3 separate regions of the Homo sapiens genome follow, and all the other regions are linked to region 1. Evidence: read pairs that join two places in POLR2A ChIA-PET (ENCODE). Cell type or tissue: B cell. All regions are shown on one strand. Each heading gives the region's core, and the rest is flanking DNA. Links, peaks and the distances in the headings are about the cores only.

Region 1 (9,631 bases), core at 1-5,000:
GGAGGGAGGGTATCACACTTTTAGCACTTGTTTGACTGTCTCCTGGTTGCAGGAGGACCAGTATGATCATTTGGATGCTGCTGACATGACAAAGGTAGAAAAAAGCACAAATGAAGCAATGGAGTGGATGAATAACAAGCTAAATCTGCAGAACAAGCAGAGTTTGACCATGGATCCAGTTGTCAAGTCAAAAGAGATTGAAGCTAAAATTAAGGTAATTTAAGACTTTTTTTTAATAGTCTTTTCTTGACAGCCTTATTATTAATAGTCCTCAAGTGACACTTAGGAGGGAACTTTATTATAGTGTTTTAGCTTCTAGGTTGAGGATTGGGTGGTGGGAGAGGGCGGATTTGGGTTTAGCATGGCTTGTAAAATTTGTTAATTTTATAAGAAACCAGTTTTCTGTCTTACCCATTCCAGGAGCTGACAAGTACTTGTAGCCCTATAATTTCAAAGCCCAAACCCAAAGTGGAACCTCCAAAAGAGGAACAAAAAAATGCAGAGCAGAATGGACCAGTGGATGGACAAGGAGACAACCCAGGCCCCCAGGCTGCTGAGCAGGGTACAGACACAGCTGTGCCTTCGGATTCAGACAAGAAGCTTCCTGAAATGGACATTGATTGATTCCAACACTTGTTTCTATTAAAACAGACTATTATAAAGCTTTAAGTTGTCAACTTTGTTCTAAATATCAACTAGCGCAAGTGAATACTGAAGATTTCTTAGTCAGTTTTTAGGGGATTTTCGGGGAGGGGAAATAGGTAATGTATGGAGCATTTTCACTTCTAAATAGTTAGATACAGAAATTAAGTGCATTGTATCTTTTTCATAATGGTACTATTTAGAAGCCCAGTTAGTCTTACTGAGCTTATGCTTCACTCCTTTATGTTTAACCATGTGTCTACAAGAATAAGTTTGTTTTGGAAAGTTGAGCTATAGCTACAGCTCTAGCTATCCAGCAGACTTTTCATTATGACTTACATGGCAGGAGCTCTAATTATGCTTTAAAAATCTGTTGTGGAGATTGCTTTAAATGCTCCCTGCCTGGTGTGGGGATGGGGTCCCCCTCTTTGTGAGGGCTGGAGCATGGCACGGCATGGATTAACACGGCAGAGGAACAAAGGTGTGCTCTGAGCTTCTTCATATTTCACCTTCACCCTCACCTGTGTTCTCTTCCCTCTCTCCCAATAAAAGGGCTCCCATTATAAATGCCATGTACTTCTCTTGGGAAAATAGACCCCCTTGCCTAGAGTAAGTTGTTAACTGAGGGCTTTAAACCTGGAGGCTCTTCCTGAAAGTATGTTCATGAATACCCCAAGCATCAAGGTCTAAATAATTTTCAGAAGATTAGAATTGGGTAGATATACTGTTGGATATAGCCATGGTAAATTTAACTGAGGAATTAAATCCTTGTTAATTTTGGTGTAAAGATTTGTATCCTGGCCTGTTTATTCAGGTGGGAGATGTTCTGTATAATTTTGAGGTATAGCTTGAACTCCTAGAACAAGAGTTAAAAGTTCTTTTTAGCTCATTCACAATCACTTGTGTGTTAAGTGTTAATATCTGTCATGAACCTGCCAATTTGTACGTGTTAAGCAGCTGACAGATGATGCAAAAAAAACTAAGATACACTGGATTGTACTGGATGAGTCTGAAATTAGTGTTAAAGAAGTGTGGTGCCTGATGTTATAACAACACCTCATTCTTAACTGTGTGGCCAATGTCAGGTATACCAAAGCATTCCTCTGACTGCTTTTTGGGGCAGTGTTGACAGGAGTGAGGCATTTTGGAAACTCCAAGGGAAGCCTGTGTTTGAGGCCAGAGTTGGTACCTGCTTTAAGAAACTGTTACAGGGCTTGTTGGTAATGTTTTGAATCTTTGTAAAAATTGATATTCTGTATAACAGAGTGCCTCTCTGTTACTTTTGGCCTATGTTGTTAGAAATAAGATGCTATCTTGCATAGTTAGAATTAAGCGTTTGTCCATCTCTAGATAACATTGAAAAGTTTGAGTGTTACAGGCTCTAAAGTGCAATGGAGAACAATTGCTTAGGAGGAGGAAGGGGAAAGTATACTTATGTTGGTGTGTAAGCATGCATGGAGGCCTCGAGGCACCACAACAAGGCCAGGTTCTTAGCACATCCTCTGTTCTCTACCTGTCATGCTTCAAGAGTTCCAGCTGGCCTGCTGTGAAGCCAGTAGCTATTTTAAAAGTGCTGGCTGCAGGATTAAGCCAACCCTTTACAACTGGCCCAGACCGTAATGGCCATTTCTTCTTAAAAAAAAAAAAATTTTTTTTTTTTTTTTTTTTTTTTTTTTTTTTTTTTTTGGTGTGTGTGTGTGTGTGTGTGGGGAAGGGTGTGGGTGCTGGGATGGGGGTGAATTTCAAGTTGAAACACGATGATGTGGTCTGCTTGCTCTCTGCTTAGACAGGCTTTAAGACCAATTGGATTTTCATGGAGGCCAGGACAGAGAGTGGTAATTGATGGCTTGTGTACAGACAAGCATTTATCCAGGTTGCGTTATCCAAACTGATTTGTTAAAGCTCCAGGTCACGTTCTTACACTAAGAAAATCATTCAGTAAACATGAGACAAGTTTAGGAAAAACTAATAAAATAAACCTGTCTTAAACTTGAATGGTTTCCTTAATTCCATAATGAAGGCTGCTGGGTGTGTGTGTGGGGGTGTGTGTGTATGTGTGTGTGTCTGTGTGTATGTGTGTGTGGGGTGGGGGCGGGGGGTGTGTTTTCAATAAAAATGTTCTCTAGGAGTAGGAACCCTCTGAGCTAAATTTCACTTAACATCCGTTGAAGACTTCCAGTCTGAAGAGTGACAGCTGAAGCACACTGCCTACTTTGTGAGAAAATGTTGCCTAATTTTTCTGTACTCAAACTCTCCAGTTGAGTCTTGGCCCAGTTCCTTTGGTGTTAGGAATCCTTGTCTTGCTCCTGTGACTGGGCCTTACTTTGAGGGTTTTGTTAGCAGAAGGCGGGGGTTATGGCATAAAGGTAAGTGCTAGGACTTACACCTGGCCAAAGAACAGCGCGGTCCAGAGTGTGCTAGAATAGTTGGCGCCACTGGATGTGTGGTGTGGCTGCGTGGAATGTGTGTTGGTGTATGTATGTGGTGGTGATGGGTGTTTAAAGGGCACTAAGCCAGTGAAAAAGACCTTAACTGGATAAGGCATGGGTCTAGACGAGGAGGGGTCAGGGGTCTTGTTCCCTGGGTCATGCCCCTTGCACAGTCCTAGTCCTCTGGCTGTAGGAGCAGCTTACCTGCCAGGGCCTACCCAGGGCCTATTGTAGCCACGTGTCTGAGAAACGTGTGTCTAGTAGGTTTGGTTTCCTCCTGAGCATGTAAGTGGTTTCTGTAGGGGAATTGTTAGATGTGGTAGAAAGAGCTGAGATAGCTGGGTGTGGTGGTGTGCACCTGTGATTCCAGATACTTGGGGGGCTGAGGCAGGAGGATCACTTGAGCCCAGGTGGTCAAAGCTGCAGTGAACTGAGATTGTGCTATTGCAACTCCAGCCTGGGTGATAAAGTGATACCCTGTCTCCTTAAAAGGTGGGGGCCTGAGAGATCAGGGTTCTGTTGTGGGGCAGTGGGAGCTGCTTTGCAGGGGCACAGGGGGCCTGGGGGTTGTTGGAGGTAGTGGGACTTAGTCCACCTTTGAGGGGACAGCCAAATGAAGGGGAAAATTGCTGGTTTTGGTACCTGCAGGAAGAGGGAAGATGTAAGCATGGTTCCAGCTGAAAACCATGCTTTAGAAGTTGGGATAGTAGTTACTCTTTGTGGAGTAGTGACAACATGATGTGAGGCTTGGTGATGCTTGTTTTTTGATCTGACTTGATAGTGTACTCATGTACACTTGATCTATTTCAATAATTTTAAGTGGCTTTAACAGAAAGGTGTGTATTTTTTTTTTTTTTTTTTGAGATGGAGTCTCGCTTTGTCACCCAGGCTGCAGTGCAGTGGCGGGATCTTGGTTTACTGCAACCTCTGCCTCCCGGGTTCAAGTGATTCTTCTGCCTCAGCCTCCCGAGTAACGGACTGGAGGCGTGCGCCACCACGCACTGCTAATTTTTGTATTTTTAGTAGAGACAGGGTTTCACTGTATTGGCCAGGCTGGTCTCGAACTCCTGACCTTGTGATCTGCCCACCTTGGCCTCCCAAAGTGCCAGGATTACAGGTGTGAGCCACCATGCCTGGCCTACATTTTTACACACACAATGTAGGTTATAAAACTACATAGCCTCTCATGTTTTGAAAGAACATTAAATGGGTTTGCAATAAAAAAGCCAGAAGGATTTTCCCAGATGAAGTGGTTTTTAGGGTGGGATTGTGGGTGATTGTTTATTTTTGCTTGTTTCTGTTTTCAGAGTTTGCTACAATAAGCATTTAGGGCCAGGCATGGTGGCTCATGCCTGTAATCCCAGCCAAAGTGGGAGGATCTCTTGGGTCCAGGAGTTCAAGACCAGCCTGGGCAACATGGGGAGACAAGCCCCTACCCCCCACCGCCTCCTGTCACTAATAAAAGCATTTAGGAATTTTATAATGTTAAGAAAACTAGAAGTGTGTTTTAAGAAGAATGGCTCCAAGGTTTCAAACCTAGAATACGGGATATGATTGTACATGTGGAGCTTCTAGTCTTGAGTCATTGGAGATGTGGTGGGAGTTTAGATTGAGAAGTTTTCCTGGGTGGGGTTGAGACATCGAAGCTCCAGGTGGGTGTGGATGGAAGCTTTTGGGGCTGGAGTCGTGTTCCTCATTGACGGGATGAAGGCTTGTGTTGAGATGTGTTAGGAAGAGGAAGTAAAAGCTTTGAAAGAAGGAACTGCCAGAGAGGAGTTATGATGCATAAAGCATGTTGGGAGGAAGGGAGCTAGAGATGTGAGATGTGGCAGTGGCCAGCAGGGTTAGATGCTTCAGTAGGGTGGGAGCTGGGTGGGGTGAAGGGGCTTGAGGTGAGGCTGCAGGTGCTGAGTACTTGGTCAAGAAGCTTGGCCTCAGCCGCCCCGTCCGGGAGGGAGGTGGGGGGGTCGGCCCCCCGCCCGGCCAGCCGCCCCGTCCGGGAGGGAGGTGGGGGGGGTCAGCCCCCCCGCCCAGCCAGCTGCCCTGTCCGGGAGGTGAGGGGCGCCTCTGCCCGGCCGCCCCTACTGGGAAGTGAGGAGCCCCTCTGCCCGGCCAGCCGCCCCGTCCGGGAGGGAGGTGGGGGGGTCAGCCCCCCCGCCCAGCCAGCCGCCCTGTCCGGGAGGTGAGGGGCGCCTCTGCCCGGCCGCCCCTACTGGGAAGTGAGGAGCCCCTCTGCCCGGCCAGCCGCCCCGTCCGGGAGGGAGGTGGGGGGGTCAGCCCCCCCGCCCAGCCAGCCGCCCTGTCCGGGAGGTGAGGGGCGCCTCTGCCCGGCCGCCCCTACTGGGAAGTGAGGAGCCCCTCTGCCCGGCCACCACCCCGTCTGGGAGGTGTGCCCAACAGCTCATTGAGAACGGGCCAGGATGACAATGGCGGCTTTGTGGAATAGAAAGGCGGGAAAGGTGGGGAAAAGATTGAGAAATCGGATGGTTGCCGTGTCTGTGTAGAAAGAAGCAGACATGGGAGACTTTTCATTTTGTTCTGCACTAAGAAAAATTCCTCTGCCTTGGGATCCTGTTGATCTGTGACCTTACCCCCAACCCTGTGCTCTCTGAAACATGTGCTGTGTCCACTCAGGGTTAAATGGATTAAGGGCGGTGCAAGATGTGCTTTGTTAAACAGATGCTTGAAGGCAGCATGCTCGTTAAGAGTCATCACCAATCCCTAATCTCAAGTAATCAGGGACACAAACACTGCGGAAGGCCGCAGGGTCCTCTGCCTAGGAAAACCAGAGACCTTTGTTCACTTGTTTATCTGCTGACCTTCCCTCCACTATTGTCCCATGACCCTGCCAAATCCCCCTCTGTGAGAAACACCCAAGAATTATCAATAAAAAAATAAATTAAAAAAAAAAAAATAAAAAAAAAAAATAAAAAAAAAAAAGCAAAAAAAAAAAAAAAAAAAGAAGCTTGGCCTCTGAAATGAGGCATCAGTCTGCGAGAAAGGAGGTTGGGCAGTGTCCTGTGTGTAAATGGGGATGGTTCCCACCACTTACTTGAGACCATTGGGAATCTTGGAGTTGCCAGTACATTCCTTGGATGTACTTGGCTTTGGCTGGGGCAGCCCTGGGCCATGACCCTCTAACCTGGAATGCCACTGTTTTTGTGAACTGCTATTTTGAGCAGATATTGCAAGAAGTGTAGAAACTAAAGAGGTGACTTCTTAAGCATCAGTCTAGGAGGCAAATAGGGAAAATGGCCAAGTTGAGGTACAAGCAACACATCTGGAAAGATAAAGGAGGGTGTAAATTTCTGGAGGATCAGGGAAGGAAAGACCTCAGAGTATTTAAAAAAATACAGAATGCTTTCCAGATTTGCTCAATATCCATGGGCAAGTGCCAGGCTAATCCTGACCTTATTCCTCCAGTTTCAGCACACGTCATTAGGACAGGGTGAGTAGAGACTCTTTACTCTCCCTTCGTAAGTGGCATTCGCCAGCTTCAAACACAACACAGAAAAGACTACAGAAAGCTGTGTTTTTATCGGGCCTGTTCACTAGTGTGTCTGGGTTTACATCCTTCAAGGGCGAGATGGACTATTAGATTTGGAGTCCTGGATCAGTTGAGGGAGAGAAAGCACTGCAAGTACTTTATCACAAGTAAGCAGACCTTTACTCACCACATACTGGAGGTCTCCCATTTTTTTTTCTACATGAACTTTAAAATGTATTTTAAAATATCTATTATTTAAATTAGACTCAGCTAATGCTTGCAGAAGAGAAAGCTGGAAACAGATGGTCTTGGAAGACCAGTCAGTGGCCCAGCTTCCAGGATGTAAATCCCAGCAAAGGATTTCTAAGGATGAGCTGGGTCAGTATATATTCCACAAAAGGATGGTTCCAGTTATAGGGTACCTTTCAGGAGTGCCAGTGGGGAGCTTTGTAGGACCCGTGTAAGGCTGCCATGAGGAGCCGGTGAGCTGTCTGGGTTAGGAAAGTTGAAAGGGCCCATGCAGTGGTAAAGGAGGCCGCAGCATGAGTGAAGGTCTTTCCTCTGTGACTGGTCCTGTCCTTGTCTTCTACATCCCACAACTGAAGGAGGGACTCTGCCTGGGTTACAGCTGCCTCCGTGCAGCCCGGCAAGAAGCAGGGAATGGAGAAGGCGCTCAGTGAATACTTGAAGGCAGAAATGCAGTATTTTACTGTTTTCTATTATTTTCAATGAGGGGAAAAACGGTAAAACTCTTTTTGAAGTCATCAGACCTTCCATTTTTGGGGATGAGGAAAGAGTCTCACAGAACGGGTGGATGGCAGAGCCAAGAATTTTAATGCCAGCTGTTTTGAAGAGTGCTACTTTTCTGGAAAGTTGTATGGCTAGACTATGGGGCTTTTGCCTTCCAAGAAGTCGCCCTGAGTGTAGCATTAGTTGGAGTAACACTCCCTAAGAATCTGACGTTCCCCTCCGGCCAATTCTGATTTGGTCTTGTGTGAAATCGCAGTGCTTGTGTTGCCACATGGGGGCGCCATCGCTCTTCCTTTGCCGTGGTGGTTGGTTCCGTGCGTAGATCAGACTTCACTCCTTGAGGAGTCCCAGAAGTTTGGAGAACACAGACGGCCACCTCCTCTCCTTCTGGGTAGCTAAAAGCAAAATAAGTATGGTTTAACAGAGTCCTCAAGCTAGCAAGCAGGGGCTCAAGCAAGAAAGTAGGCCTTTTGCTACTAATCTCTTAGGTCCTTACCACCCAAAGTATGACATCACTGTTAAAAAGAAGAATCTTGGACTGCTCCCAGACCTCAGGTAGATCCCAGCCCAGTGCTTCTCAGTATACCTGGGGATCTTGCTAAAATGCAGATTCTGATTCAGCAGGTCAGAGTGGGGCTGAAGAGTCCATTTTTTTTCTTTTCTTTCTTTCTTTTTTTTTTTTGATGGAGTCTCACTCTGTCACCCAGGCTGGAGTGCAGTGGCGCGAGCTCAGCTCACTGCAACCTCTGCTGCCCGGGTTCAAGCGATTCTCCTGCCTCAGGCTACCAAGTAGCTGGGATTACAGGTGCCTGCCACCACGCCCGGCTAATTTTTGTAGTTTTAGTAGGGATGGGGTTTCACCATCTTGGCCAGGCTGGTCTTGAATTCCTGACCTCGTGATACACCTGCCTTGGCCTCCCAAAGGGCTGGGATTACAGGTGTGAGCCACCATGCCCGGCGAAGAGTCCATTTCTATCAAGTTCCCAGGAGATGCCTATCATGGACTGTGCTTTGACTGAGAAAGACAACCTATAGGAGCCTCAGTTCCTTCGCCTGTAAAACGGGGGTAACACCAGGCCTGTCCGGCATGTGAGATGATGCATGCGGAAGGCACTGAAGACAGGAAGAACAAAGGTATTGCTCACAACAGGTGTGCAACTTGCCCTTTAAAGTGCAGAGTAGCTGACCCAGACATAAGTAGTCCGAGTTACCATAGCCTCCTGGCCTTTCTTGTCCTTACCCCACCAGGAGCCCAGGCTCCAGAGGAACAAGGTAGAAAGTCAACCTAAGAACCAAAGATGTACCGCCCTCCCGTGTGACATGGTCATAGTCCCCGGATGGGGAGGGAGTGCTGCTTCCTGCCCCTGGGGTGACACGTGAATCCATCCCACCTGGATGGAGGAACGGAGGTCCCTCTTTCCTTTTGACTTGAGCCAGTCCAATGGACTCAGCCTCGTGTGATCCTATTAGTAGCTTCAGCAAGGAGCAGGAACAACACACTGACCCCTGTTCAAGGTGGAGTTCTGTAGCTGTGGGTAGAGACTCCTAGAAAGCAGCGATTTGCCTCTGAATCCTGGACATCTGCTGTAGAAAAGTGAGGAAGAGCTTCAGAATGCCTGGGCTCCGTGTGAGGCTCCTGAGGCCCAGTTTTATTTCCTTGCCTAACTTGTGGTGGAGAGGCCAAATATGCATGGCATAAAAGAGACAAGAAGGCCGGGTGTGGTGGCTCATGCTATAATCCCAGCACTTTGGGAGGCTGAGGCAGGTGGATTGCCTGAGGTCAGGGGTTTGAGACCAGCCTGGCCAACATGGTGAAACTCCGTCTCTACTAAAAATACAAAAATTACCCTGGTGTGGTGGCGGGTGCCTGTAATCCCAGCTACTTGGGAGGCTGAGGCATGAGAATTGCTTGAACCTGGGAGGCAGAGGTTGCAGTGAGCCATGATTGCACCACTGTACTCCAACCTGGGCGACAAAGCGAGACTCTGTCTCAAAAAAAAAAAAAAAGACAAGATTTCTTGGTGTATGAGGGTTCCCCCCTTCCTTCAAAGAGGATTGCCCCTTGGCATTCATCACTGTCTACAAGTTCGGTCTTGGTCATCTTATTTTGCAGATTTCTATAATGCCCAATCTGGAAAATGGGCAGAAGAGACAACACAGGAGAGGTGGAGGAGAAAGGGTGGGAGGAATCTCCTTGTGGACCAGCTCCCAGGCTCTCCTTTGAGGTAAAGCAGTGGCTCGAGTGTGCATCTGAATCCCCTGGGGGCCTGGTTACACAGATGACTGGGCCCGCCCTCCAAGTTTCAGATTCCATAGGTCTTCA
Region 2 (9,915 bases), core at 2,593-7,592, 290 kb after region 1:
AGGAGATGATGGTGGGATGGACCATCCCAGGTGGAATGAGAGGTAGACTGAAACGTGAGGAGAGGTCAGGGATGAAGATATGGTTGGGTCTTTGCTCGTGGGACAGTCTGGGTCTTTGAGGCATGGCTGGAACTGTGAGAAGAGAGCCCCAGGGGAAATACCTGGAAGCAGCTGCAAGAGAAGGAGGGATCTACGGAGAGTCAGAGGGATGGGGGCTGGTCCCTAGAAGACAGTGGAACAGGGTTGCAGAGAGGATGACAGAGCTCACTGCAGGAAGGATGCATGCAGCAAGACCAGGCCTGGAAAGTGCCTTCTTGGCATTTAGAAGGGTAAGGTGATCTTAGCAAAGTCAGTGGCAGGGGTAACAGGACAGGAGCTAGGTGCAGACCCTAGAGGGCAGAATTCAGGGAAGTTGCAGAAGTGGAGACAGCCAGTGCAGAAAATGCTCTGCGGCCTGACAGGGAAGAGATGAAAGGCTACCTAGGAGGATGCTGGGACAACAGCTTGCTCCTCTGGGCTTTAGGATGAGAGAGACTAGGCCGCCAGCAACCAACGGGACTGAGGAGTGCACAGCAAAGGAGGGGTTGGAGAAAGAAGGACAGGATGCCAGAAAACAGCAGGAAACAATGTGGGGGACTCGGAGGCTGTAGCTTGTTTCCATAAGTGAAATCAATGCACCACGAGACTTACTCAGCTCAGTAACTTCTTAGCAATTTTTAATTACTGGAATGTAATTAATTCATTCAAAGTACAGCAGTTCTGTGGAGCACACCACACATGCCGAACTGATAATATTCTTGCACATTTGCGGGGTGCTCACACCAAGACAGTTCCTTGCATAAAACCTGGAGGAAATATCCAAAGAACACACATATTTGTTTTAGGTCACTTTTCTTGATCCTGGAAGCAGATACTGTAAATGGGACAACTGAGCTCCCAGGGATGCTGGACTACGGGGCTATGAGTGAACTGTCAGTTCAGTGAAGTCCTAGTTGTTTTCACAGATGCTGACAGAATCCGCGGAGGAGTGAGGAGAGGGTATCCAACATGAGAGACAGTCCGTAAAGATTCCCGTTTGTCCTTGAGGTCTTGGAGGCATCTCTGGCTAAAGCAGCTCCCAAAGGATAACCCAGAGGGTGGAGATGTGTGGCGTTTCTTTTGGCTATAAATTCCTTGAGGTCAGGCCCGGTGTTCTGATCATACTGGTATCCTCAGGTCCTGGCACAGCCTTAGCACCAAGTGGGCATTCAACAGATGTCTGTGAAGGTGAGTGGCTTGGCAGAAAACAGCCAAACCCTCTTCTGTGGAGCTTAAAGTGAAGGCCAGGAAGAGGGCTGGGGACAGAGAGATCCCTTTGCAAAGACTGAAAGAACAACAGCGGCTACTGGACAGAAATGTGGGTAGGCCCAAAAGTGGAAGGGCAACTGGAGGGACAGGAAAGGGAGTCTGGAGAGAAAGTGGAGGCCAGCTTCCAAGGCCAGACCAGGCTGAAGGTAGGCTTGTCCCCAGAGGCTCTGCCTGCTTTTGACCCCAGGTTCCCCTGGTAACCTTCTGGGTATCCCTCAGTTTCCTACTCTTTCCTTAGAAAGGAGACAAGGGTCTAGTTTCCTGATGTCCAGAAGCTCTGTGAGTTTGGGATGATTGAGCCAGCTTTCCCTGGAGAAGGTGCAGCTGGCTTCTTAATGACCTGCGGAGCAGGGAAGCCCCGCCCAGCAGTGGCACACGAGGCCCTTTCCACTGCCCATGGCTCCTGAGCCTTCCTTCTGCACCAGGAGGTCTCCTGGGGAAGAAGCATAAAGCAATTGCATCTGTTAGGGACATGCCTTGCTGAGCCCTAACTAAAAACAGCCACAAAGCTATGGGTGCCTTTGAAGGGCCTGCCACAGCAGCAAAGGCTGGGCCCTGGCTTGGCTCTGCCTGTGTGACTTGGGACAGGTACTAGCCCTCTCTGGGCTTCACGGTCCCTCTTTGGGAAATGAGAATGTTGCAGTAGCTTATCTGACACTGAGAGGTGACAGCATGCTGGTAGCCCTTGCTCACTCTTGGCGCCTCCTCAGCCTTGGCGCCCACTCTGGCCATGCTTGAGGAGCCCTTCAGCCCGCCGCTGCACTGTGGGAACCCCTCTCTGGGCTGGCCGAGGCTGGAGCCAGCTCCCTCTGCTTGCGGGGAGGTGTGGAGGGAGAGGCACCGGCGGGAACTGGGGCTGCGTGTGACGCTCGTGGGCCAGCCTGAGTTCCAGGTGGGCATGGGCTTGGTGGGCCCTGCACTCACAGCGGCCAGCTGGCACCACTGGCCCCGGACAGCGAGGGGCTTAGCACCCGGGCCAGCAGCTGCGGAGGGTGCGCCAGGTCCCCCAGCAGTGCCGGCCCACCGGGCTGTTCTCGAATTCTCGCCGGGCCTCAGCTGCCTCCCCGCAGGGCAGGGCTTAGGACCTGCAGCCCGCCATGCCTGAGCCTCCCCACCACTGTGGGCTCCTGCGTGGCCCGAGCCTCCCCAACGAGCGCCGCCACCTGCTCCGTGGCACCAGGTCCCATTGACCGCCCAAGGGCTGAGGAGTGCGGGTGCACTGCGCGGGACTGGCAGGCAGCTCCACCTGCAGCCCGGTGAGGGATCCACTAGGTGAAGCCAGCTGGGCTCCTGAGTCTAGTAGGGACTTGGAGAACTTTTATGTCTAGCTAAGGGATTGTAGATACACCAATCAGCACTCTGTATCTAGCTCAAGGTTTGTAAATACACCAATCAGCACCCTGTGTCTAGCTCAAAGTTTGTAAATGCACCAATCAGTGCTCTGTGTCTAGCTAATCTAGTGGGGACTTGGAGAACTTTTCTGTCTAGCTCAGGGATTGTAAACACACCAATCAGCACCCTGTCAAAATGGACCAATCAGCGCTCTGTAAAACAGACCAATCAGCTCTCTGTAAAATGGACCAATCAGCAGGACGTGGGTGGGGCCAGATAAAGGAATAAAAGCAGGCTGCCCCAGCCAGCAGTGGCAACCTGGGTCCCCTTCCACCCCGTGGAAGCTTTGTTCTTTCGCTCTTTGCAATAAATATTGCTGCTGCTCACTCTTTGGGTCCGCACTGCCTTAGGTCTGCAGCTTCACTTCTGAGGCCTGCGAGACAACGAACCCAGCGGGAGGAATGAACAACTCCAGACGCGCCGCCTTAAGAGCTGTAACACTCACCGCGAAGGTCCGCAGCTTCACTCCTGAAGCCAGCGAGACCACGAACCCACCAGAAGGAAGAAACTCTGAACACGTCCAAACATCAGAAGGAACAAACTCCGGACACACCATCTTTAAGAACTTGTAACACTCACCGCGCGGGTCCGCGGCTTCATTCTCGAAGTCAGAGAGACCAAGAACCCACCAATTCTGGACACAACACTGGTCAGCTTGAGTTCAGACTTCCCTGCTTGGCACACAAGGCCTTTCCCCAGCTTGCTGTGATCCACTTGTCTGCCTTTATCCCCAACTATGCTCTCCCCTACACCCAGGATCCCATAATCACTTGCTCTTCCCGGAGACTGGAGGTACTTCATGCCTGTACTCCTAGAAAGCCTTCCCCACACTCTCAACCTAGCAAACCTTCCCTTGCTCTTCAAAATCCACCTTGAAGGTCCCCTCTCCTCCAGCACCTTCTCTAAACGTTCTCATCTTCAGGCAGATGAATTCTTACCCCAGGCTCCACTGGCATTTCCTGAGAGCCCGGAGGTACATTCTAGGAGCTTTGTCCAGACTGGGGATCAGAGATACCTGATTCTCCCCTTGCTTTTCTACTAACCTGCTAGATGAACTTGGGTGGCTCCTTACATCTCTTAGCAAGACAGAGAAGGTGATCATTAACTTTGATCAACTGGAGGTCAAATTCTAGTCATTCATTAAATAAATATGGAGGGCCAATGTTCTTCTCTCCCCTCATTCACAGGAGGACCCACCACCCCTGACCTCTTAGCTCATTACAGAGTTGTCACATAAATGGGCAAGGGTCTTACAGCTTGTTGCATCTGCTCCTTGAATAAGCCGTGATGTTACAACGGCACCAGCATCATCCCTAGTGCTGTTGACACTGCGTAGAGAAGAATGCTCACTGCATGCCAGGTGCTGCTCCTGTCATACTCACAACACTCTATGAGGTAAGTGCTGGTATTATCCCCATTTTACAGATGAAGTAAATGAGGCACAGAAAGCTCACGTGCCAAAGCAGTGCCCTTGAGCACGTGCCACATTGTCCCATCAGCCTGGGCCTCCCTGATGCTTCCACAGGCCCCAGCACCTCTTGCTATAGGGACTGCTCCAGCAGAGTTACACTAAATCCCCTATCAATGCCTGACAGCATCACAGCCCTGCAGCTGGATCTCACACATCCCAGGAAGTGAGTCTCCCGCTGAGAGCTGGACTGGGCTGACAAAGCTGGGGATGTAAGAAGCTTTCCCTGGCAGGACAGAGAATACTTGTGGAAGTATAGAAATGCCCCTGGAGGTGTGGGGCCCAATTTAAATTCCTAAAGTAACAAGACTCAGAGTAACAACAACAGCAACAAAATAACAAGAAGAAGAAGAAAAAAATGGCTCTTTGGCAGGAAGCTCTATTTGCTCTGCTAACTTGCAACAAAATACTGAGTTTTTATGTCTGCTTAGTAACAAGTAAGAAAAAAAGATTTCTTAGTGAGCCTGTAGTATGTTTAATTTGTTTCCAAAAATGGAAATGATTTCCTGTCTTTCATTAGGTTGGGAACTCCCCTCTGAAGCACCCAAATCCACCTGCAACCGCCCGCAGGCTGAGGAAGCTGAAGGGGCCCCTTAAAACAGAACCTCTAACAGTCCCCTTTCTTCCATAATTTCATGGTTTGTTTGGAAAACTGCCCAACTATGACATTGTATCATCTGGTATAATACAACGCTGGCTTGGTGAGTGATTGCTGAAAGGGAAGCTCATCTTCGTGAACAGCGTAGGAGATAAAGCGTGAATTCAAAACCAAGAAAAATGAGTTTAAAAGTGCCAACTAATACACAAATAGGAATGCGATGTCACAAGATAACTTTGAAAACACAAACTCTATAAGAAGTTAAACAGTGAAATCCACCCAATATCTTGGCATTCTCTTGGTAGGATTTGGTGCTGAGGAAAAATGTGACTCTAATTTTGCTACAAGAAGAGATACATCTTTCCCACACCTCCTTTTGTCCCAGACTTTCAGTGAGACCCTGCTTGTGACTCAGGAGATCTGGGATCAAAGCTGTAAACTCTAGCTGCAGCAATCCTTTTGAGTCTGGTTGATTTCCCGTACATGCTAATGATCCCTAAATGATATATTTCATTTTATATTCACAAGGAATCCCATTGCCATAGCAACTGGAATGTGATACCAGAAGTTTTCTTGTAAATGGGTTTAGAATGCTGCCTCTTCTCCCTTGCAGGGTGGTGAAGGCTATGTGTCCCCCCACCAGTCCTCAGGAGAACCCCCTCCCTGACAGGAAATCAGGGCCTCTGGCCACAGACGGGAGCTCTGAACTGTAGCAGCTTAGCCCAGCACAACCCATCACTTCTCTCCTCTTGCTCCACACACTCCAGCTGCACAAGGACTTGTCCTAATATTGATTTCTGGGGACAGATAAAGTCCCAGAGAATGAAGTCACAACTTCTTCTTGTAAAGTCTGATAGAAATAGAGAATGAAAGATGGATGATTTTAGAATTTTTGCTTGCATGAAAAACAAGGTATTTTTTTGTTTCCTGTATTAATAACTCCCTGGAAAATTGGGACAAATGACAAACTGTCATTCGTGGACCTCAAGCTGTTATTAAATATTCTGCTGCCATTGTGGGGTGGGGACTGTAGGAACTTGTTCTTTATATCCTCCTTTGTTCCAGGACCCTCTGTCCCCACAGAGGTTCCCGACAGAGCCTCTGTCATCTATTTCGTTCTACTCCCCCCTGGAGCCATGGTTCTGGTGAAGGTGACGTGCTCACCCCAAGGCATTCACCTCAGGGCTGGCCTGCCTTCCATCCGTCAGGCTCCTGTGAATCAGTGCCCAGGTCTTTCCTGTTTGCTGGGCACTCCCTATGGGAATGATCGAGGAGAGGCAGCCCAGCTCTTCTGCCCTCCCACCAGGACTACAGCTGACCCTGAGGGTGAGGCACTGAAGGCTTTCCACTGGAGTCCAGACCCAAGAGGCCATCTGCAGAAAGAGAAGCCCTGGCTCTAGGTGGACATTGCTGGGAGAGGCCCCAGCAATGAGTGTCTGCCTGACACTCATGTCTTCCTTACCCACTCTCCAGCTACCATTAAATAATCTGGGCCCAGAAATCTCTCCCCAAACCTCCCAGACAGAACCCTTGCTCCTGCCTCTGCGTTCTTCACAGTTTGTGCATCTCTCTACTCTCGGCCTGTGGCCACGCTGGATTAGAATAAATAATGATGGCAGGTCTCATGAACACCAAATCCATGCCATGCACCAGGCAGCGTGCTAAGTGGTGCTTGTGCAGCCCCTCCTTCACTTCTCTCCATGGCTGCAGCAGGTGGGTACTGCCATTAGTCCCATTTTACAGTCGAGGAAAAGGCCCAGAGAAGCAGAGTGATGCAACCAACACCACACAGCTGGGAAGTACCAGAACTGAGATGCCACCCTTGGTCTTTCTGGGAGCTCACAGGCACCACTCTCCACCAAAAAGGGGTCCTTAAGAGAGGAGCACTGCTATACCAAGTGGGCGGCAACTCACAATGTGTGAAAACCTCAATGAGTCAGAAGGATTCGGTGGATAAATTCAATCAGCATGAAGCAGAACTGAGCCCTGATCTGCTCAAGGCTGCCTGCCCCCCGCTCCACGCCAGCTTGTCCCCATCACTCCTCACCTCGGTGGGTTTTGTGGTGGCTGGTTTTTCCCTCCCATTAAATGAGAAATGTTGTTTGAATAACCAATGGTGAGGGAGGGTGTGCACACTCTGATGCAGAAATAGAAACCTTTAGGAAGATGCAATTTGAAGGATATTGGAAACCAGAGAATGGAACATCAGTCTATAAAATTCAACACGGCCAATAAAGCTGGAGCAACTGGTCAAGTGTTTTAGTGTGCACGGTTGCAGAGGAACTGGCGGCACGTGGCTGGGCAGTGCTTCCAGAATGGGGACGTTTTTCCTAGGCTCATTTTGGCCTCATTTCCATAATGTGTCTCATGATCTCTGAAGCACCTTGGCATTAGCATCATAAGCACAGCTGTGAAAGTGTCCAAGACTATTGTCATCACCCGGTAAAGGCACATTTCCCAAGCCCTGCCCTGCCTAGCACTCTATGCTGCCACGACTGCTGAGTGGAGTGGCCCATTAGGTGGGTGCAGGTGACACAGATAGATGTAACAGAGGCCAACACACCTTTGCTCCACCACCTCAGCCATGAATCCGCCTCCGCTCAGGTGTGTCAGCATCATACCATCCTCAGTGGGGTTCTGTGAGGGTGAGGCAGGAGCTCTGCCCCTTCCCACTTGGTGCCCAGGCCTTTACAGCCTGGACTGCTCTCACGCCTTTGTCTTCTAGTGTTGCAGGCACTTGGCAGGTGTCTAGTCCAAGCCTCCTCCTCTCCTCCCTGTGCAACCTAAAGCACATTCCTGACCTCACATAACTCCAAGTGGGCTCTCGTAGCTCAGGCTATGTGGGCCTGTTCCCATCTGCCTGCAAGCTGCTTCTGTCTTCTACACACTTCCTAATTCATGTATACCCATTTTGTACACAAATATTTGTATACAATAAATACTTCCACAGGCCATGGCATGTACTATTTACCAGGGCCACATCAATCAACCCAGGATGTGCATTCTGACCCTTGTATCTTCAAGCATCTGGGAGCCATTGAGCATTTTCTTGGTGCAGGGCACAGTGCTAGGTGCTAATACATAAGCGCATAAGACAGCCATAGCCGCTGCCCTAATGGTTCTTACCGTCTAGTGGGAGCTGGTACTTCCCTTCTTTTCTGACTCAATCTCAGCCTAAAGCATGAATCCTTGGCCCCAGCTCCACAGACATGTTCTGATGTCCATGCAGGGGCTTCCTTGTCTTGCTCAGAGGTGTTCTGGACAGGCAAGACATGGGATGCCTTCCCATCAACAACTGCCCCAGGCCAGAGTTTGTGTCCTTGTCACGCTGGAAGACATTGCGCTGGTGTCTGCCTGACCACATTCTATGCACAGCACAGCCTCCTGATTCATGGGACTCTGTGCAGAAGGGTAAACATGGTCCTTGTCACAACCTTGCAAAGGCCCGTCCTATGTGGAGACCTGGGTAGTGCCCTGTTGCCTGGTCCCTAGTGAACCTGTACCAGCCAGGTTTTAATTTGACCTGCCTGGATTCTACTCCCCAAGGAGCTTCCTCTAAGGGCAGGGGTCTCTGGAGGTGGGACACAGAGTATGCATCACCAAAATGCCACTGCTGCTATTTTGTTACACACCAGTCTTTGTCTTTATTTCCTAAACATATGTAACTTGTAGACTCAGCACCCAGGTCACTTGTCAAAAAGGCATTGGAAGACCCATCACAAAACCCAAAACCACAGGGCAAGGGCCCTGTTCCTACCTTTGAGGAAACAGTCCTTGCTGTGGATGACGGTGATCCTCTTTCCCAGGAGGCAAGCAGCACGGTGGAGCTTACAGTGGTTTTCATAAAACCTCCCATCAGAGCCGCACACAGGCACGTAGCTGGGCCTGCATGCCTCCAGGCACTGGCATTCGGGCTCCCCTGTCTTCCTGCTGAGCACGCACCGGCTCCCTCGGCTGCAGAACTTCTTCCCGCAGGAGGCCAGCAGCTCGTTGTGGCTGGAAAGCCCTGCCAGACACACAAACACAGAGGGTCAGCTGTAAACACTCAGAGGGTCTGGGGTCGAGGGCTTCCTTTGTAGCTCACAAGCACAGACTCCATTTGCCTGTGCAGCCAAGCTACTCAAGGTGGGGCCTGGGGGCTTGGGGTCTCCTAGGGAGTCCCTGTCCCTCCATGAGGTGGTCATTGGTGCCAAGAAGGGTGTCCTGCCTTGCAGAGCTCAGGTTTCATGGCTGACTCACTCTGAACATCTGAAACACAACACCTTTCCAACCTAGGACCCAGCTGGGGGCTTTTGATCAACTCTTGGTTCTTTCTTAGGCTTACTTTTCCTGCTTCCAGTTGAAAAATGAAAACACCCAGCTATTCCGTGCTCACAAAGAAGCACCTTGCACAGAAGGACAAAGCCTGCCACTACTGCTCCCAGGCTCACAGTCAGCCTCCTGGACTAGAGGCCTATTAAAATCAATGACTTTTTAAAAAAGTGGTCCCCTCCACCCCCTGCCTGCAATACGTTTTCCTTCCTTCCTTCTTTTCCTTTACTATGTCATGACTTTGGACCAGGCTGTGTCTTAGGCACCTTAGGGGTCTCAAAGATGAACAAGTCATACCTTTCCCTCTTTCTGACTTTGTCATTCTGTAAGGTGGTGACATGTATGCAGATCAGGCAAAGAGCATGGGAGCCAGGGAGCTAAGTTTGGAAGAAGTAACTGGGAGTGGCGGAGATCATGGAGCGGGTGATGTGCCAGTGGGCCCTGCAAAGGAGAGAAAGGTTTTCCCAGAAACACAGCAGGCTTGAGCCAAGACTCCCCCAGCCGCCCTGTGGGTGGCATTTGCAGGTCTCAGGTAGAAGACTAGATGTGAGTAGGAGTTTTGTACAGTGGTGGGGTTGGGGGTCAAGGTGTGATTTCTGGGAGACTTGGAGAGCCAAGCAGAGAAATTTAGGTACACTACTGTAGGCACTGGGGAGTCACTGCAGGGAGGAAACGTGGCATAAGAAGAAAGTCATGCTCCAAGTGTTCAGGATGGGGGTGGGGGTAGCCGAGGTAGGGAGACCAGAGGCTGGCCATTTCCTTGGGGGAGAATGTGGTTCTCCATGACACACGTCATCAG
Region 3 (9,915 bases), core at 3,226-8,225, 73 kb before region 1:
ATATATAATTTTCTGAAGTGTGTGTGTGTTTCTGGGTCATCCATATTTTTTCCTTTTTTTTTTAATTTGAGACAGAGTCTCGCTGTGTCGCCAGGCTGGAGTGCAGTGGCGCGATCTCGGCTCAGTGCAACCTCTGGGTCCCTGGTTCAAGAGATTCTCTTGTCTCACACTCCCGAATAGCTGGGATGACAAGCACGCGCCACCATGCCCAGCTAATTTTTGTATTTTTACTAGAGACAGGGTTTCACCATGTTGGCCAGGATGGTCTCGATCTCCTGACCTCATAATCCGCCCGCCTCGGCCTCCTAAAGTGCTGGGATTACAGGCGTGAGCCACCGCGCCCAGCCATATTTTTTCAATTAATAATTAACACTTAAAATGTTTTAGGAGCTGAGGACAGAGCATTTGAACAAATAAAATCCGTGTACACATGGAACTTTCTACAGACAATGAATGAAGACTATTCTCATGGGCATAAGTACTCTAACGAAAAATATTTCAGAGTAAGGGATTAAAGAGTGATTAGGAGTTAGGGAAGGTGATGATGTGACCTTTGAGCACAACTTGTTCTTCAAAAAAATAGGCTCTTACATGTTGTGTTCTCCAGCTTGATTTTTTCATTCCTCAGTGTACTTATGAAAATGTTTTCCCGGCCAGGCGCAGTGGCTCACGCCTGTAATCCCAGCACTTTCGGAGGCCGAGAAGGGCGGATCACCTGAGGTTGGGAGTTCAAGGCCAGCTTGACCAACATGGAGAAACCCCATCTCTACTAAAAATACAAAAAAAATTAGCCGGGCGTGGTGGTGCATTCATGTAATCCCAGCTACTCGGGAGGCTGAGGCAAGAGATTCGCTTGAACTTGGGAAGCAGAGGTTGCAGTGAGCCGAGATCGCGCCATTGCACTCCAGCCTGGGCAACAAGAGTGAAACTCCATCTCAAAAACAAAAAAAGAAAAGAAAATATTTTCCCATGTCTGCACATACAGATCTAATTCATTCTTTTTATACATTATGTTATGGATTACATGGATATTCCCCAAGTATCCAGCCAGTACCCTATTGCTGAACAATTAGATCATTTACCACAACAACAGAAAGAGTAAATCCCCCGTGTTGCTATAAGATGACATCCTAGTAGGATTGCTGGGTCAAAGGACATGCACCCTGTTTTTCTTTTTTTTGAGACGGAGTCTACCTCTATTGCCCAGGCTGGAGTGCAGTGACACTATCTTGGCTCACTGCACCCTCCGCCTCCCGGGTTCAAGTGATTCCCCTGCCTCAGCCTCCCGAATAGCTGGGACTACAGGCGCCTGCCCCCGTGCCTGGCTAATTTTGGTATTTTTAGTAGAGACAGGGTTTCACCATGTCGGCCAAGCTGGTCTCAAACTCCTGACCTCAGGTGATCCGCCTGCCTTGGCCTCCCAAAGTGCTGGGATTACAGGCATGAGCCAACGCACCGGGATGGCGCTATTGTTTTTTTAAAAAATGTTTTTACCCTTTATGTTTTACCATTGGTTATTGTAACTATTCAGGAAACCTCGGTGCTGTAAATGGTAAAATTGGAATCTGGTACAAAAATCAAGTGTAGGTTTACCCTTCATATGCCTTGGCATAGAACAACAAGAACTCTTCTTCCAGTAGCATAAAAGAATTTAACTAACTTGGCTGGGCATGGTGTCTCACACCTGTGGAATGCAGTGACATGATCTTGGCTTGTGGATCACTTGATGTCAGGAGTTCAAGACCAGCCTGGCCAATATGGTGAAACCCCGTCTCTACTAAAAATACAAAAATTAGCCGTGAGTGGTGGTGCGTGCCTGTAATCCCAGATACTGGGGAGGCTGAGGCAGGAGAATTGCTTGAACCCAGGAGGCAGAAGTTGCAGTGAGCCGAGATTGCACCGCTGCACTCTAGCCTGGGTGACATAGCGAGACTTGTCTCAAAAAAAAAAGAATTACCCAGGCATGGTGGCACATGCCTGTAATCTCTGCTACTCAGGAGGCTGAGGCAGGAGAATCGCTTGAACCCAGGAGGCAGAGGGTGCAGTGAGCCAAGATTGTGTCACTGCATTCCACACTCTAGCCTGGGCGACGGAGCAAGATTCCATCTCAAAAAAAAAAGAAAGAAAAAGAAAAAGAATTTAACTAACTTGGCTAAATAAGGGAGTGGTTCAGAGCAGGGTGACCATTCATTTTGTAAAGAAGAGTGGCTATGCAAGGGGATTTGAGAGTGGCCATTCTGGGCCTCTGTGAGTAAGAAGCTCTGATTCTCCAAATGAAAACAGGATTGGCTCTTTCATCCACCTCTGGGCATGAGGGCATGAGTAGTGCCCGAAACTCCCCAGAATGAGGTGAGAGCTGCTTTCCTTAATTTATTTCCACTTTCCAAGAAGACCTAAAAACAAAATGCTCAATAGTTGTGTCATGTTTCCTTATCTTCAGATGAAGCTGCTTGGGTTCCTTAAAGTCCTCAGGCTTTGATGCAACACTTTGCTGTGACATAGATCATAAGGCTGTGTGATTGTGAGTCCAGGATTTGCTGGCTCCTCTGGTGATTTAAACTAGTCTGCAGTAGAAGAGAAGGAAATTGACATGCCAAGAGAAACAGAGATGAGAGACAGAAAAAGACCTACCTAGACTTGATTCGCTTTTCCTTCGATTATTTGGGGTTATCTCAGCTTCCTCAGTATATTCCTTTTTTTTTTTTTCCTACGAAGTCTCACTCTGTCACCCAGGCTGGAGTGCCCCAGCATGATCTTGGCTCACTGCAACCTCTGCCTCCCGGGTTCAAACAATTTTCATGCCCCAGCCTCCCAAGTAGCTGGGATTACAGGCATGCATCACCATGCCTGGCTAAATTTTTTGTATTTTTAGTAGAGATAGTATTTCACCATGATGGTCAGGCTGGTCTCAAACTCCTGGCCTGAAATGATCTGCCCGTCTTGGCCTCCCAAAGTGTTGGGTTTACAGGCGTGAGCCACTGCACCCAGCCTGCATTTCTTTTTTTATTAAGATAGTTCAAGTTAGGTTTCTCTTTCTTGACCCCAAAGGATCCTTGACTTTATCACCACAGGTAGGGTTTATCCTCATTTTACAAATAAAGGGACTGAGACTCAGGCATGTTAAGAGATTTGTCCAAGGCCCACAGCCTTGAGCTTTTTCCATTACACATCTATTTCTCCCTTCCAGCCAGTTTTGTTTGAGATAACACAGAACCAATTTCCTTATGTCAATTCAGATTCAATTGCAAGAAAAACAAAACAAAACTCTGGCCACATAAACAATGAATTTATTGGAAGTTTATTGGCTAGCTCATAGTATAGAAGTAATTGAACACCCAGGCCTTGCAAAGATCTTGAATCAGAAAAGTTCAGATCTCAGGACTGGGAACTTGTGTGCTTCCTCTTTAAACAATTGCCAGCAGATCATCAGGTTCAACCCCCTGCAGTATCTGTGTACCTAATATTGCCTCGGCTTGAGCTGAGGTCACACCACTGCACTCCAGCCTGGTAGACAGAGTAAGACTCTATCTCAAAAAGAAAAATACTAAATCAAGATTAAGTTTACATGGTGTGTAATGCAAAATAAAACAGTAATTATAATTTGTTTTATGAATAAGAATGGCAAGATAGCCTGTCTCCACAAAAAGCAAATATAGCTTAAGAACACTTTAGGGCCAGGCATGGTGGTTCATCCCGGTAATCCCAGCACTTTGGGAGGCTGAGGTGAGTGGATTGCTTGAGCCCAGGAATTTGAGACCAGCCTGGGCAAAATGGCAAAACTCTGTCTCTATCATATATATATATATATATATATATATATATATATATATATATATATATATATATATATGATAGAGCTATATTACATATATATAATTTTTAATTTGTTTTTATTTATTTAATTTTATTTTTGAGACAGTCTCACTCTGTCACCCAGGCTAGAATGCAGTGGTGCGATCACAGCTTACCGCAACCTCTGCTTCCCAGGTTCAAGCAATCCTCCCACCTCAGCCTCCCAAGTAGCTGGAACTGTAGGCATGTGCCACCATACCTGGCAAATCTGTGTGTGCATGTGTGTGTGTGTGCACGCCCAGGCTGCTCTTGAACTCTTGGGCTCAAGTAACCCACCAGTCTCAGCCTCCCAAAGTGCTGGGATCACATGCATATTAAAGCTTGCTGCAAATTTCCAAGTATTGCCAGCATTTGTAAATGTGTCCACTTTAGGTAATACAGTACACTTGTCCATTTATTATATGTTGGACCAGGATTATTTCTGTGACAAAATATTCATGTTCTGTCTCTGCATTTAAAAACTACTGTTTCTGGCCAGGCGCAGTGGCTCATGCCTGTAATCCCAGCACTTTGGGAGACGAGGCGAGCGGATCACCTGAGGTCGGGAGTTTGAGACCAGCCTGACCAATATGGAGAAACCCCATCTCTACTAAAAATACAAAATTAGCTGGGCATGGTGGCACATGCCTGTATTCCCAGCTACTTGGGAGGCTGAGGCAGGAGAATCGCTTGAACTCAGGAGGCAGAGGTTGCGGTGAGCAGAGATTGTGCCACTGCACTCCAGCCTGGGCAACAAGAGCAAAACTCCATCTCAAACAAACAAACAAACAAACAAACAAACAGTTTCTTTTCCATTTTCTCCAATGAAATTTTATTAGCAGTCACTTAAAAATCGATGTTCTGGCTGGGCGCGGTGGCTCACGCCTGTAATCTCAGCACTTTGGGAGGCCGAGGTGGGCGGATCACTTGAGGTCAGGAGATCAAGACCATCCTGGCTAACACAGTGAAACCCCATCTCTACTAAAAACACAAACAATTAGCCGGGCGTGTTGGCAGCTGCCTGTAATCCCAGCTACTCGGGAGGCTGAGGCAGGAGAATGGCTTTAACCTGGGAGACGGAGCTTGCAGTGAGCCGAGATGGTGCCACTGCACTCCAGCCTGGGAGACAGAGCAAGACTCTGTCTCAAAAAAAAAAAAAAAAAAAAAAAAAAAAATCGATGTTCTGAAGGGCTATTTTTTTAAATTTTAATTTAATTTAATTTTTTTTGAGATGGAGTCTTGCTCGGTCGCCTAGGCTGGAGAGCAGTGGCGCGATCTTGGCTCACTGCAACCTCAGCCTCCCGGGTTCAAGCGATCAAGCAATTCTCCTACCTCAGCCTCCTGAGTAGCTGGGAATACTAAAGAGCAGTGGTGCATTCATAGCTCACTGTAGCCTCGACCTCCTGGGCTCAAGCCATCCTCCAGCCTCAGCCTCCTGAATAGCTGGGATTACAGGCATGTGCCACCATGCTTGGCTAATTAAAAATTTTTTAGGGAGGGGGATAGAGACAGGGTCTTGCAGGTTCACGACCACATAGGCTGGTCTTGAACTCCTGGACTCAAGTGATCGTCCTGCCTCAGCCTCCCGAGTAGCTAGGACTACAGGTGCTCACCACCAGATCCAGCTAAAGGGCTTTTCATCATTGATAAACCCTCAAAGTATATTTTAATCCCTGGCATTTTTATGTGAACATACCTACTGCACTGCATCATGAATTTTATATGTGGTAGACTGATTCGTTAGGGCTCCTCAAATTGCAGGTGAACCAAAATCCATGAAAAAAAAGTGTATTTAAAGGATGGGAAGATACTGCAAGACGCCAGAGCAGGGAAACTAAGCACCTCAGCCCAGAACCAAGGATGTGATGCCTTTTGTCAAGACAAACTAGCCTCTGCTTTCCTCCAAGTAGTGATCTATTTCCTTCAGGCCTCTCTGGCTGAAAGTATGGCCACTGAAACCTTGGGAACACATTCTTATGATTCCACAGCCTGTCAAAGACAAAACCCAAGCAAATAAGGAAATTGATTTTATTCAGGCTGTTGTGATAGGGCAAGCACCTTAGATCTGAAGGTCAGACTCTTGACAGGGTATGTTTGTCCGACACTTATAGGGAGGAGTCGGTAATTCACAGGTGGGGTGTTTTATAGTTGGAATTGTTTTTGTGATCAAGCTGAATCTCAATCAGCTGAACAGGAAATATCTCTATGGCTAGCTAGTCTCAGAGGGACAAACAGTTCCCCTTATGAGACAAATAATGCAAATTTGGAGAGTCTGTGTCTGGTCTTGCCATAAGTAAACAGTGGTATCATCAGTGGTCTTATCTAAGTCCTATCCAGAAGAGTGATTCTTTGTAGTAAGCTGGGACAAAGAGTGTGTGTGTCAGCGTGGGGGTGAGGGGGGTTGGGGGGGCAGGTGGTTCTTAACCATCTCAGTTTTCCAGAAGTGTAGGACTTACACAGAGTTCAATGTTATGAAAACAGGAGAAAGACTATTCCACCAGCTGAGACACTCTGAAGAGAGCGCCATGTGCTTGGTCACATGTTTATCTGCTTATCTCTCCTTCAAATCATTGTGGTCCAGTGAGAGGAGGTGCTGTGAATAATTCAGCTTGTGTTATGCCCACTCCTATTGTTAGCATAGTAGAGAGAAGGGGGCCCGGGAAGATCAAGAAAAATCACCACCACAGTGGGCAAACTGTCAGAATTTAATTCCAGTGGAACTTAATTTGAAAACTTTTTCTTTTTCTTTCTTTTTTTTTTTTTTTTTGAGACAGAGTTTTGCTCCTGTTGCCCAGGCTGGAGTGCAATGGCATGATCTCAGCTCACCGCAACCTCCACCTCCCGGGTTCAAGTGATTCTCCTGCCTCAGCCTCCCAAGTAGCTGGGATTACAGGCATGCATCACCACGCCCGGCTAATTTTTTGTATTTTTAGTAGAGACGGGGTTTCTCCATGTTGGTCAGGCTGGTCTCGAACTCCTGACCTCAGGTGATCCGCCTGCCTTGGCCTCCCAAAGTTCTGAGATTACAGGTGTGAGCCACCATGCCTGGCCGAAAACTTTTTCTTATAGCAGAAAAAGACACAAACCTTTGTTCAAAATTAGATACAAAAATAGATAAAATTAGATAGTGGCACTGTAATGATGCTCCTAAGTTACCATGAATCTTTTTCTTGACCTTTAGACAGTCCAAGAAGTCTCACGTGACATCCCACGTTTCCTTCCTCATTCAAATCGCCCCTCCCTCTTTCAAATCTCAATTCTATAAAATTGAGATGGCAAGGCCAGGCGTGGTGGTTCACGCTTGTAATCCCAGCACTTTGGGAGGCCGAGGCAGGCAGATTACCTGAGGAGGCGGGCGGATCACCTGAGGTCGGGAGTTAGAGACCAGCCTGACCAACACGGAGAAATCCTGTCTCCACTAAAAATACAAAATTAGCCGGGGGTGGTGGCACATGCCTGTAATCCCAGATATCCAGGAGGCTGAGGCAGGAGAATCGCTTGAACCTGGGAGGCGGAGGTTGTGGTGAGCCGAGATCATGCCATTGCAATCCAGCCTGGGTAACAACAGCAAAACTCCGTCTCAAAAAAAAAAAAAAAAAATGAGACGGCAAATGTTAAGAAGCGTTGGTAATATTTCAAGTTACTCTGTTTTTGACAATTCTTTTGGCGGTACTTCCTAATTTCCCATCCTACCTCAAGGTGTAATTTGGCTTAATGTGAGCTAGAGGTCACAGAAATCCCTGTTCCAGAGATCCCTGTTCCCAACACCTAAGAGCTTTAAAGCCTCAAGATATCTGAATCAGTAAGGTGGGAAAACAGCCTATTGCAATAATGCTCCAGGGAAATTGGATTCCTTGGGCCAAAATAAGCAAATATAGACAGGAAGTCTTAGAGCTTAAGAAACACAGAAGAGTTTTTAAATCCTCACCTTTCCATTCCAACCAGCGAAAATGCAAACAGGGAAAAAGAGCTCAGAAATCTCTTCTTGTGAATAATTGGATTTCCAACCAGTAGTTAATTGGGCTTAATGTAATCACAGGTTATTCAATCAGGCTGCTATTGGTGAAATCTACGTGGTTTTCTTTTTTTGACCCTTAAAATTGTAACCCAGGTGTTACCTAGGGGCTTTGTTGAACTTGGAGAACTAGGTAATCTTGGCTACAACATCTAGGGTCTAAGGTAGTTGAAAGACGACTCTATACTTTTAGTGGTTTAATTTCACGTAGGCTTCACTGTCTCTGTTCCTGCTCCAGGTCACATCTGAATAAGAGGCTGCATCTCATTTGTGGGTGCTCACTAGAAATCCCACTGCACCAAGCATCTCATGATTTTATTGAAGGCTTGTGGGCTGCAGTAAAGGGTTGTCACATGCCAGATGATGTGACCACTGTCTCTCTGGCTCTCAATGACTTTCCTCACTTCCTCTCTGATCAGGACCCCTTCCAAAATCCCACAGTCCCTACATATTGCCTTGTGAAACTCCCTGGAAAGTTATGTAAATAAGTGTCCCCTCCCCTATATAATTTAACTCAAAGCCCACCCAGGCCTATTTGGATTCCTCTGCTCACTGGTACTCTGGTACCAACTTTTCCTCTAATTACATCAACACTGTGAGATATCTTTTAGGGTATTTTTTTTTTTTTTTTTTTTTTGAGATGGAGTCTGGCTCTGTCGACCAGGCTGGAATGCAGTGGCGTGATCTCAGCTCACTGCAAGCTCCACCTCCCAGGTTCATGCCATTCTCCTGCCTCAGCCTCCCAAGTAGCTGGGACTACAGGCGACCACCACCACGCCTGGCTAATTTTTCTATTTTTAGTAGAGATGGGGTTTTACCATGTTAGCCAGGATGGTCTCGATCTCCTGACCTTGTGACCTGCCTGCCTCGGCCTCCCAAAGTGCTGGGATTGCAGGCGTGAGCCATGGCACCCAGCCAGGGTATTTTCTTTTTTTTAGATGGAGTCTTGCTCTGTTGCCCAGGCTGGAGTGCAGTGGTGCGATCTCCTCTCACCGCAACCTCCACCTCCCAGGTTCAAGAAATTCTTCTGCCTTAGCCTCCCAAGTAGCTAGGATTACAGGCACGTGTCACCATGCCTGGCTAATTTTTGTATTATTAATAGAGATGGGGTTTCACCATGTTGCCAGGCTGGTCTTGAACTCCTGACCTCAAGTGATCCACCCGCCTCAGCCTCCCAAAGTGCTGGGATTACAGGCATGAGCCACCACGCCTGGCCATTTTAGTGTATCTTTCTAGTTCCTGATGATAGTTCTCTAAAAACTGGATGTTGGTGACCCTGTACCCCTAGCCACACTTGACTGAACTAGTTTGACTGATCTGAGCTGGGTCAATCAAGTCCTCTTACCTGAGAATTTTATGTTAGAACTAACGGTCTTTACTTTTCATCCCTGTGTAGGGCTGGTCCTGAAGCATGTATATTCAGAGCTGAGGGGCAGCCAGTGTCTGGAGAGAGAGAAATCTGGTCTACAGAGAAAGAAGGCTGAGGCAGGTGGATCACTTGAAGTCCGGAGTTCAAGACCAGCCTGGTTAAAATGGTAAAACCCTGTCTCTATTAAAAATACAGGGCCAGGCGTGGTAGCTCATACCTGTAATCCCAGCACTTCGGGAGGCCAAGGCGGGCAGATCATGAGGTCAGAAGTTCGAGATCAGCCTGGCCAGCATGGTGAAACCCTGTTTCTACTAAAAATACAAAAAATTAGCCAGGCATCATGGCACATGCTTGTAGTCTCAGCTACTTGGGAGGCTGAGTCAGGAGAATTGCCTGAACCCAGCAGGCGGAGGTTGCAGTAAGCTGAGATTGCGCCACTGCACTCCAGTCTGGGCAACAGAGTGAGACTCCACCTCAAAAAAAAAAAAAAAAAAAAAAAAAAAATTAGCCGAGCATGTTTGCACATGCCTGTAGTCCCAGCTACTTAGGAGCCTGAGGTGGGAGGATCTCTTGAACCCAGGAGGTGGAGATTGCAGTGAGCTGAAATGGCACCACTGCACTCCAGCCTGGGTGACAGAGCGAGACTCTGTCTCCAAAAATAATAATAATAAATAAATAAAAATAAATGTTTTTTGTAGAG

What was found. Peaks named below come from ENCODE experiments on the same cell type or tissue, not always from the same donor. Only the 100,000 strongest peaks of a DNase experiment are listed, where the experiment ranks them.
Region 2: POLR2A ChIA-PET joins it to region 1 with 10 read pairs; 3 of 35 experiments call an interaction of 5 or more read pairs at or near these places.
Region 3: POLR2A ChIA-PET joins it to region 1 with 15 read pairs; 7 of 35 experiments call an interaction of 5 or more read pairs at or near these places.

Annotation. Positions count from the first base shown.
Region 1 is chr5:133,103,813-133,113,443 of GRCh38, forward strand. HSPA4 (heat shock protein family A (Hsp70) member 4) reads left to right here. Exons shown (of 19, transcript NM_002154.4): 18 at 53-214; 19 at 421-2,637. The coding sequence ends at 624. It overlaps LOC105379178 (a long non-coding RNA gene), which reads right to left. Exons shown (of 3, transcript XR_948792.2): 3 at 7,256-7,703. Among named protein-coding and RNA genes, the nearest start is that of HSPA4, 57 kb to the left of the region's middle. RefSeq lists an enhancer at 4,705-4,754. In B cell, for the core only: no CTCF peak of the experiment used is centred there; DNase peaks (open chromatin) are centred at 2,149, 3,273 and 4,789; H3K4me3 peaks cover 775 bases; H3K27ac peaks cover 5,000 bases.
Region 2 is chr5:133,392,176-133,402,090 of GRCh38, forward strand. FSTL4 (follistatin like 4) reads right to left here. Exons shown (of 16, transcript NM_015082.2): 4 at 8,563-8,811. CTB-3M24.3 (a long non-coding RNA gene) reads left to right here. Exons shown (of 3, transcript XR_948794.4): 3 at 3,090-3,901. Among named protein-coding and RNA genes, the nearest start is that of CTB-3M24.3, 9.3 kb to the left of the region's middle. RefSeq lists enhancers at 8,261-8,795, 9,485-9,915. In B cell, for the core only: no CTCF peak of the experiment used is centred there; a DNase peak (open chromatin) is centred at 4,756; H3K27ac peaks cover 1,394 bases.
Region 3 is chr5:133,027,221-133,037,135 of GRCh38, forward strand. No RefSeq gene overlaps it. Among named protein-coding and RNA genes, the nearest start is that of ZCCHC10, 5.6 kb to the left of the region's middle. In B cell, for the core only: no CTCF peak of the experiment used is centred there; DNase peaks (open chromatin) are centred at 6,161 and 8,201; H3K4me3 peaks cover 2,464 bases; H3K27ac peaks cover 3,854 bases.